Linked DNA regions of Homo sapiens: region 2 is linked to region 1. Evidence: chromatin loops called from intact Hi-C (ENCODE). Cell type or tissue: Caco-2. All regions are shown on one strand. Each heading gives the region's core, and the rest is flanking DNA. Links, peaks and the distances in the headings are about the cores only. Region 1 overlaps LOC101928911 (a long non-coding RNA gene). Region 2 overlaps AKIRIN2 (akirin 2).

Region 1 (5,267 bases), core at 268-5,267:
ATTTCAGTTGCCACACCACAGAGGAAAAGAATTTAGAAACTGAAATCAACTAGGTTAATTGCCTGCTAAAACACAAAATCAATACTCTTTAGAGTAACATAAGAGAATGCAGAGTCTCTATATCATTCACAATATGCACAACATGATCCAAAATTACAAGACATAAGAAAAAATGGGAAAATATGACTCATATACAAGAAAAATGACAATCAATGGAGACTCCTAAGATGATTTATATGTTGGAATTAAGAAACAAAAGTTTTAAAACAGCCATTATAATTACGCTCAAATATATAAAGGAAATATACTCATAACAAATGAGCAGAAAGAAAATCACAACAGAGAAATAGAAAAGAACCAAATGAAAATACTAGAATTACAAAATATAATATCTGCAATTTTAAAAACTCACTGATGGGCTTAACAATGAATTGGAAATGACAAAGGAAAGGGTCAGTAAATGTGAAGATAGATCAAAAGAATTACCCAATCTAAAAACAGAAAAGTCTGGGGGTGGTGGCTCATGCCTGTAATCCCAACACTTTGGGAGGCCGAGGCGGGCAGATCACCTGTGGTCAGGAGTTCAAGACCAGCCTGGCCAACATGGTGAAACCCCGTCTCTGCTAAAAATACAAAATTAGCCGGGCATGGTGGTGAGTGCCTGTAATTCCAGCTACTCTGGAGGCTGAGACAGGAGAATCGCTTGAACCCGGGAGGCGGAGGTTGCAGTCAGCCGAGATTGTGCCACTAGACTCCAGCCTGGGCAACAAGAATGAAACTCTGTCTCAGAAATAAATTAAAAATATAAATAAAAACAGAAAAAAAATTGAAAAAGAGGAGAGCCTCCAGGACTTGTGAGAAAGCAAAGAATAACATGTATAACATACACGTAATTATAGTCCCAGAGGAAGAGAAAAGAGAAGGAATGGGACACAAAAAATTTCTGAAGAAATAATGAGAGGAAGATTACCAAACTTGCTAAAGGACATACATTTAAAGATTCAGTAAACCCCAAGCAGGATAAATACAAAGAAAACTATACCTATGTACATCTTACCCAAACTGTTGAAACCCAAAGACAAAAAAAAAAATCTTGGAAGCATCAGAGTAAAGCACTCATTATATACAGGAAAACAATACAGATGATAGCTGATTTCTCATTAGGAAAAAAAAAAAAAAGAAGCCAGAAGAGAGTAAAAAAAAAATTTTTTTTTTTTTGAGACAGAGTTTCGCTCTTGTCACCCAGCCTGGGGTGCAATGGCTTGATCTCGGCTCACTGCAACCTCCACCTCCCAGGTTCAAGTGATTCTCCTGCCTCAGCCTCCTGAATAGCTGGGATTACAGGCACACACCACCACGCCCAGCTAATTTTGTATTTTTAGTAGAGACAGGATTTCACCGTGTTGGCCAGGCTGGTCTCAAACACCTGACCTCAGGTGATCTGCCCGCCTCTGCCTCCCAAAGTGCTAGAATTACAGGTGTGAGCCACTGTGTCCGGCCAAGAGTAAAATATTTTTAAGGTGCAAAAGGAAAAATGGTAAAACCTAGAGCTAGGATTCTATATCTAGTAAAAATATCCTTCAAGACTGAAGGCAGAATAAAGACGTTTTCTTATAAATGAAAACTAACAATGTTTGCTGTCTGCACCACAAGAAATGCTTAAGAAAGTTTTTCAGGCTAACAGGAAATGATAGCAGATGGAAATTTGGATTTCCCAAAACATTCTTTACAAATGGTAACTAGATGGGTAAATATAAAAAACAATATTTATTATTTTTCTCTAAAATACGTATCACTGTTGAAAGTAAAAATTATAGCATCATAATTGAGGGGTTTAAATCATGTGTATATGGAATATATATAACACCTGTAGTATAAAGGAGGAAGTTGATGGTAAAGCACAGATGGCCAGTGAAAGCGAAACTCCCTGGCAGACTTCATTTTTTATGTATAACTTACATTTAGTAAAGTGCAAAGATCTAAGTGTGCACTTGATGAATTTATGCGCATAACCACCACCGAGATCAAGATTTAAAATATTCTGACTCCCCCAAAACGTTCCCTTGTGTCCCTTCCCATTTGATGCCACTCATCTCGCCTCTATCACCATAGATTAGTGTTACCTGTAGACACCCATTTTCTCCATGTTTCCTTTTCCCACTTCTCAGTCCTCTGTTTTCCCTTGTTGCCTTTAGGGCTGTATTGGCACCTCTGTCAAAGGCTCATTAGAGGGATATGTATATCTATTCCTCAGAGCTACATAGATAAATTAATTTCTAAAACAAATTAATTTCTATTCCTCAGAGCTACATAGATAAATTAATTTCTAAAACAAGAGGCATGGAGCCGAGGAAGACAAAAGGGAGTATGAGTAGAAGAACGGGATTCTTCCCTGAACATGCCCTGCTTACTAGCTACATGGAATGAAAACAAGCACCACTTATGTTTCATCGAAACTCCACTTTCTCCAACAAGCCTGTAAAAGCCATGGAGTCTGCCTGTCATGATCCAGCAGGCAGGACTTCTGGTCCCAACTTTCTCAGATTTTACAGCCTCTGTAAGTGTGCTTCAAAGCTCTTCCCCAGGGCTGTTCCAGCAGCACCGAGTGCCCACAGCAGCCAAAGGCACCCTCACATCAAGTCCCAGAACTTGATAATGATGATGTTGGCCTTGAGTGGAGGGTTGCTGATTAGGAGACAGTAGGTGGGGGAATGCAGCAAGCTCTGAACACAAGTTAATTAATGACCACAGTGTGTGCAGTTAATGCTAACATCAAAAGCCAGCAGCATGAAGGGCTCTTTGATCTCCAGTTCAGTACCCTTTCAAGTTGTCCCCTTTATCTTGCCCAGAAAGTTCTTGCTTCTTTCTGCCTTGATTTTTAGGAAGAATTTTAATAAGAATGACCTCCAGCCCCATCCACATACCCCGTGGCAAGCAGGAAATGGGCTAGAGCAGCATCCTGAATACACAGTTAGATCCCTGCATCTCATTGTTACCAAAAGGCTCCAGTTCCCAGTGACATAAAGTGGAATCACAGCTGTCCTTTTAAAAAAAGCTTGTGCACAGGAAACCTGTATAAGAAGGTTCTCAGCAGCATTCTTGATAGGAGTCAAAAGCTAGAAACAGCTAAAATGTCCAGCAACAATAGAATGAATACATTGCTGGGTGTTCTAACAATGGAATAATATATATCCATGAAAATGGACATGACACAGCTCCATGTGACCACATAGATGTATTTAACAGGCATAATAATGGATGAAAGAAGCCAGGAGTAAAATAATAAATGCTACATAATCTCATTTATATAAATTTAAAAACATGCAAGACTAAATTATAATGTTTCTAGGGTGAATAGTTAGGCAGCAAAAGCATAAAAGAGAAGCAAAGAAACAATTACATTAAAATCAGGGAGGACAAGGGCTTCACTCCTTCAGAAGAAACTAAAAGACTTTCTGTGAAAAAAAATTAATGATACCCAATGTTAGCAAAGATGTAGGAAAAGAGGCATTCTTGTACAATTCTAGTGGGAGGGTGAATTGGTACATCATTTCCATTACTTTTGTAACCTAACTATTCACCTAGAAACACTGTAATTTAGCCTTGAGTGTTTTGAAATTTATATAAATGGGCTCATACAGCAAGTTGGCAATGTGAATTAAATGTCTTATAAAAATGCACGCTGGTTGATCCACGAATTTCCTTTTGATCTCAAGGAAGTTATCAGCTGGGTACTTCAAGATCTATACACAAACCTGTTCATTTCAACATTATTTATAAAAATGGTTTCTAGTAGCACACCCAGATATTTGGATCTTACCAAATACCTTGCAGCAGAGCTATATGGAGATGCAAATATTTTCACCAAATATTATTGAAAACATTTCTCATGTGGTCCATTTTTAATTATAGAAAGCATAAATACATATTTAAATGTGTTGTAGGATATTTCACAAAATGTTAACATGACCCTGGGCAAGGAAAAATCATGGGTGATATATTTTTCATCAATAGTCTGTATTTTATGTATTTTTTCCCAAAAATGGACATGCATTTTAACTGTATAAAAAATTCAAGGCCGGGCACAGTGGCTCATGACTGTAATCCCAGCACTTTGGGAGGCTGAGGGGGGTGGATCACCTGAGGTCAGGACTTCGAGACCAGCCTGGCCAACATGGTGAAACCCCATCTCTACCAAAAATACAAAATTAGCCGGACATGGTGGTGCGTGCCTGTAAACCCAGCTACTCAGGAGGCTGAGGGAGAAGAATCATTTGGACCCAGGAGGTGGAGGTTGCAGTGAGTCGAGATCATGCCATTGCACTCCAGCCTGGGCAAAAAGCGAATCTCCACTTTAAAAAAATAATAATAAATATAAATAAATACATACATACATACACATCTTTAAATGGAAGAAAAAGTAAAATCGGGGCAGAGTGGGGGTGTGACAGGGAAGGGGTGTATGGAGGAGGGATGTGTTCTGGGAGCTAGAGATGCTCTATTCTTGATCAGAATGATAGTCATCAGGGTGTTCCCTTCATTCTGCTGTACATTTATTCTCTAATCTTTTCAGTCACTCTACCATATTTCACAACTTTTAAAAAGGGGAGGGGGTTAAAAAAAGAAAAGTCTGAGAATTTTAACACAAGCTAGGGGAAACTGTAGTTTCAAAGAAAAAAAAAAAAAAGGAAGAAGAAGAAAAGCCTGTTCAGTTGCTGCAATGCCTAATAAAGCTGCAAATACAGCCCAAACCCACAGGCTGTCAGATTCACAAAGTGTGAATGTAATGTAGGCAGGGGAGATGAAGCATTGAGTTATGTTTCTCACTCACACACACACACACACACACACACACACACATGAAAATCTGTCCTTCTGGCCGCCCACCCTTCACCTAATCAGCACCAGTCTAGGCTGCTCAGTGGTGTGTATTCTCACCAAGGTGCTGCCCAGAAGATCCACCTTGCTCAGGGAAGCGTAGTTGGTCCTGTTCCCTTTCACTTTTGCTGGTGCCAGAAATCCTGACAGAAGCAACAGTCTCTATGGTGCCAGAAGAGGAGGCTGTAGCGCTGCCTGGAGACAAACCCTTGCAGAATATATGCTTCCAATTGGAACATGTTGCTTTTAGAGCCTCAGGGCCCTGCAAGGGCAGGATGTGCCGCTCTGATTCCCAGTGTGTGACAGCAGGGGATTCCTCCCAGTTATTCTCAGAGTCAGGCTGTGGTTTGTACTTTCTTTTTTTTTTAGAGACGGAGTCTCGCTCTGTT
Region 2 (5,499 bases), core at 198-5,197, 130 kb after region 1:
TTTTTTGTAGTTTTATTTATTCTATCAGTCTTTTTAACAAATGTTTATTGCTGCATTTTTTTTTTTCCAGTGTATCATTGTTTTACTGCCCTTGTAGTACTGGAATTTAGTTGGAAGAATAAAACATTTACTTCTATTTTGCTTGTTTCTTAATGTACAGATGGGGTTAGTATTTGAATAAAGTTGGTGTTTTAAAACGTAAGCATTTTCCAGGAATCAGTGAAGTTAATTTTCTAAGATTTGAGTGCTGTTTCAAAACACTGAGTTCTGATTCTAAATGCCTTCTTCTGCTGGGCGCGGTGGCTCATGCCTGTAATCCCAGCACTTTGGGAGGCCGAGGCGGGAGGATCACGAGGTCAGGAGATCGAGACTATCCTGGCTAACACAGTGAAACCCCATCTCTACTAAAAAAAAAAAAATATATATATATATATATAAATTCCTTCTTCTGTAACTTACTGCCTGATAGAATGTTACAGGTATTTTAATTGCTATAGAATTACCTCAGATATCAGTAGGATCCAGTTTTTTCTTTTAAGAACTTGATATGCAAAAGCATGATTCAGCAAATTTGACTCCCTTTCCATACATGGTTTCTAGACATAGCTTTCTTATAATGAAGTAAGCAAAAACATGCTTCAGTGAATTCATTTGTTGAATTCTAGTAGCATATTTCCAAAATTTAAGACAATCTTAAATACACATTTATAACTGACCAAGTTAGAAGAAAAAGGAATTTTTTTTTTTTTTTTTTTTTTTGAGATAGAGTTTTGCTCTTGTTGCCCAAGCTGGAGTGCAGTGGCACGATCTCGGCTCACTGCAATCTCTGCCTCCCAGGTTCAAGCGATTCTCCTGCCTCAGCCTCCTGAGTTGCTGGCATTACAGGAATGTGCCACCACACCCGGCTAATTTTTTGTATTTTTAGTAGAGACAGGGTTTCACCATTTTGGCCAGGCTGGTCTCGAACTCCTGACCTCAGGTGATCTGCCCACCTCGGCCTTCCAAAATGCTGGCGTGAGCCACTGCGCCCAGCCAGACCTCTTTTATTTTTAGCTTTGGTAATTACATTTCACCAATTCTCTGTTTAAAACAAGCCTAGAAAGTGGTTTCACAAGGTGCCCAGGCAATTTATATGCCAATTAGTGGTTGAGAAACATTGGTATAGCACAGGGTAGCAATAAGGTGCATGATTCTATGCCCTTCCCCCCTACTTTTTTTTTTTGAGATGGAGTCTTGCTCTGTCACCAGGCTGGAGTGCAGTGCTGCCATCTCGGCTCACTGTAACCTCCGCCTCCCGGGTTCAAGTGATTCTCCTGCCTCAGCCTCCCGAGTAGCTGGGACTACCGGCATGCACCACCACGCCCAGCTAATTTTTGTATTTTTAGTAGAGACGGGGTTTCACCATGTTGGCCAGGATGGTCTCGATCTCTTGACCTCATGATCTGCCTGCCTCAGCCTCCCAAAGTGCTGTGATTACAGGCGTGAGCCACTGCGCCTGGCCAATTCTACCCCCTTTTAATGGTCTAGAACAGAGATTCTCAACTTCAGCACTACTGGCAGTTTGGGCCAGATCATTCTTTGTCGTGGTGGCTATTGCTGTGCATTATAGGATATTTAGCCACATCTCTGGCCTCTACCACTAGAGGCCAGTTAAACCCCCTCCCACAATTGTGATAACCAAAGTGTTTGCAGACATTGCCAAATGTCCCTGAGGGACAAAACAGTTCCCAGCTAAGAACCACTGGTTAGCAGGATAGCCTGTAGTCCCAGCTACTTGGGAGGCTGAAGCACGAGAATCGCTTGAACTCAGGAGGCAGAGGTTGCAGTGAGCTGAGATCATGCCACTGCACTCCAGTCTGGGTGACAGAGTGAGACTCTGTCTCAAAAAAAAAAAAAAAAAAAAAAAATTTTTTTTTTTTGCTCCACAGCCAAATTTCTGCATTATCACTTATGCAAAAGTCCTAGCTTATGGGCTACTCTGACTTTAGATGGGTCCGGTAGTTGATTAGTCCAAATAACCAACCACACATGATTTCAATAGATTATTTTAGCTACCTAGGGATTCTGAATTCCCCAAATCCCTGAAATTGCTTGTAATAAGTATCTACAGAATTGTGTTAATAGTCATCTTATTCTTCCAGTAAAAGGCAGTACTGATACAGTACTGTACTATGATGTGTTTAGTAAATCTTTAACAAGTGCACATAGGTATAAGCGTTTGTACTTTTGGAAAAATAGGCAATCTGAGAAAAATAAATATTGGAGGTTTAAACTACTAAAGCTGTCTTTGGCCTATGGCAAGCACTTGACACGACCCTAAAGAAAATGGTAGAAGGTTCTCAGGCTCTACCTATCCCCAGAGACTGCTTTAGACAATTGGTGGGAGGGGAGAACTTTTGGAATCTGTTTAATATGCTGCCTAGGTGATTTAAGCAGCTAGGGTTGGAAATGACTTGTTTTTGCCCTGTTTGGGTTCTCTTTACTCCTTTCAAACTCTTACAGTAATTGGTATTAAATGAATATTCTACAAAAGCACCCGAATAGTCTATGTCTACTCATGGATACATGGCTCCCACAATTCTCTTGCTCCTGCATTTGCCCCAGGTAAGGAGCACGAGATGCAAACCTATGTCTCAGGCAAAGATACAGCTCCAGCAGTCCTCTCCTCTCTCTACTGCATCTATTTTCTTTCTCTACTAAATCATTTCCAAAAGCATAATAAGCATGTTATTAAAAAATCTTTTGATCCTATATCCCTTGCTAGTGATTATTTTAGTGCTCCCCTTTATAAAAGCAAAACTCAGTTTTCTAAACTTCCTCCAGTTTATTACCCCTTCCTTTTTTTTCACCAACTTGTTTTATTAGGAAAAGAAATTCAAACAGAAAAGTTGACTTTCCCACTTAAAATACTTCCCTAATTTAACATCGAGTCCTTATTTCAGATTTTTCCATGTGTCTCTTTTTTAAATAGCTACCCTCATCCCCCAAACACGATTCAATTAAGATTCCTACTTTCTGGAAATACTAGGCCTGTTGTCTTGTTGAGTTTTTCTTTGTACTGTCATTAATTTTAACTTCTGATATCCCTTTGAACTTTCTGTAAACTGAAAGGTCTAAAGTTTTCGCAAGTTTCGGGTTAAACTTGTTGTGCAAGAGTGCAAGGTGATGCTATGGTCTCCATATTGCATCACAACAGTTACGGCTTTTCCAGGCTGTTAAGTTTGGACACTTGGTTAGGTCATCTGATAGGTGATTAGAGTTCGTCTCCTCTCTGTTACTCTTAGTAAAAGGCAGCAAAGATTTCCACATTGTTAAATCTAATCAGCAGCCAGCATTTGACCTTGAAGCACTCTTCAGTTGGCTTGCAAAATACTACACTTGCTTTGACGTTTCTCCTTTACTGGCTGCTCCTTCTCTGTCTTGCTGTTGGCCCAATCTTCATTTCCCTGCATTTTGCTAAAACATAGGTGTGCCCCCGAGCTTGACCTTGGGCTGCTTGCCTCCTCTCTTAGTACTCATCTTGGTGATCTCATCATAAGGACATCAGATTATATTAACGTCTTCATGTGACATCTTCAGTTAGGTATCTAGTAGACACCTCGAAATTTACGTCTAAAACTTACTTTTGCCTCTGAAATTTTTCCTCTCAGTCATCCTCAATCACTTAATGGCCACTCCATTCTTTGTTTCTAGGCAGAAATGGTCTTGCACTCCTCACATCCTTCATCTGATCTTAGTTCCACCTTAAAATATTAACATCTCTACTGCTATTACCCTAATCCAAGACACTATCATAGCTTGCTTGGATTATTTCTGTGGTTTCCTAACCGGTCTTTGTTTTGCCTCATTTTGTCTCCTCTCACCCATCCTATTCTACTCTCATAGCAACCAGACTGATCCTTTAAAAGTCTAAGTCTTGTTTAGATGGCTTCCTAAGTAAAAGTAAAACTTCACAAAGGTCTGTGGAGCCCTAAATTACCTGCACTCTACCCCACCTCATTCAATTCCTATTGAATTCCTCCTGCTCACTCTACCTTGTCCACATTGGCCACTTTTGCTGTTTTTCCAGCATAGGATTTTTGTTACTGCTAGTGTCTGCCTAGCATGCTCTTCTCCCACAAAACTTCATGGAAAATTTTTTCACCACTTTTGACTTTTTGCACAAACGTCATCTCAATGAAGCCTGCTCTGACCACTCTTTAAAATTGCAGCCTGACATCCTGGTGCTCTGCCCTGCTGCTTTCTTTGTTTTACTTCCTGTGCTAAACGCAGTGAAGGCAGGGTTCTTTGCTCACTGGCATACAGTGCCTGGCACATGGCACATGCTTGGTACTTTTTGAATGTATTTCACCCTACTTCGATTCAGGGTTTTCAGATCAGTATTTCATTAAATGAAAGATTTAGTAAGGCAGAATACTTCCTTTGTAAGATATTTTGGTAGAGGTTTCCTGAATTACAGAATGGACACAGAATTGAACTGGCATTTCATAGGCTGTCTTGAGGGTTTTGTGCTCCATTAATGATTACCACAAAGGAGCTTCATGTTTTAATTTTATAGCTCTTTTGTGTATTCATTGTGAAAATAGGGCAGTTTTCGACTGGGCACGGTGGTTCATGCCTGTAATCCCAGCACTTTGGGAAGCCTAGGTGGGTGGATCGCTTGAGCCCAGGAGTTCAAGACCAGCCTGGCCAACATGGCAAAACCCCATCTCTACTAAAAATACAAAAATTAGCTGGGCGTGGTGGCACACACCTGTGGTCCCAGCTACTTGGGAGGCCGAGGCAGGAGAATGGCTTGAACCCAGGAGGCAGAGGTTGCAGTGAGCCCAAATCGTGTCACTGCACTCTGGGTGACAGAGTGAAATTCTGTCTCGAAAAAGAAAATAGGGCAGTTGCCATCCTGCTACTTTCTTACATAATCTTTAGTGAGGAAAGTCAAAGTGGTTCAGGGCATGACATGCGTTTATGTTGGATAAATTCAACTTAGTGCCCAGCAGAGGAAAAGTAAGGCATGGCTACTTACTCTACTCAGTGAATCTGTGCCTTATATATGAATCTGCTGGTCTGTGTGAGGCCAGTTCCTCTGTACCTTACAGTGTAAAAAGCATCTTGCTGTATGAGTGTTGTTCAAAGTAATAGTTTCTAAACACTGACAATTTTATCTGGTGCTCATATGCATCATTTGAAACTACATTGTACGTAGTGATGGTGTCCTTGTATTGGAAGACCTTCCCTGTTGCCAACTTCCTTACCTTAAATAGATGGAAAAATCATTAAAATCACCTATTCTTTCCCTAGATTTGTACCAACCATTGTTTAAAAAATGAAACACATGGTTGGAGGCAAGACTAGAAGAAGAATGACTAGAATATTGCGAAAAAATATTGAGCTAATTGCTATGAAGGTAAATCATGGAATCTCAGTGACTTAACATGAGAAATTTATTCTTTGATCATATTCATTTGGTGGGCTGTGTTCCACACCCTCACTCAAAGACCC

Evidence for each region. Peaks named below come from ENCODE experiments on the same cell type or tissue, not always from the same donor. Only the 100,000 strongest peaks of a DNase experiment are listed, where the experiment ranks them.
Region 2: it touches region 1 in a loop (4-fold over the local background); 4 of 110 quality-filtered maps call a loop at or near these places.

What each region holds. Positions count from the first base shown.
Region 1 is chr6:87,796,502-87,801,768 of GRCh38, reverse strand. The region is part of intron 2 of LOC101928911 (a long non-coding RNA gene); the gene reads right to left. Among named protein-coding and RNA genes, the nearest start is that of AKIRIN2, 97 kb to the right of the region's middle. RefSeq lists enhancers at 1,836-1,905, 2,544-3,045, 4,843-4,942, 4,897-5,267. In Caco-2, for the core only: no CTCF peak of the experiment used is centred there; DNase peaks (open chromatin) are centred at 2,698 and 5,068.
Region 2 is chr6:87,669,563-87,675,061 of GRCh38, reverse strand. AKIRIN2 (akirin 2) reads left to right here. Exons shown (of 5, transcript NM_018064.4): 5 at 1-202. It also overlaps a transcript of ORC3 not described here. Among named protein-coding and RNA genes, the nearest start is that of AKIRIN2, 30 kb to the left of the region's middle. RefSeq lists a silencer at 2,304-2,504. In Caco-2, for the core only: no CTCF peak of the experiment used is centred there; a DNase peak (open chromatin) is centred at 3,191.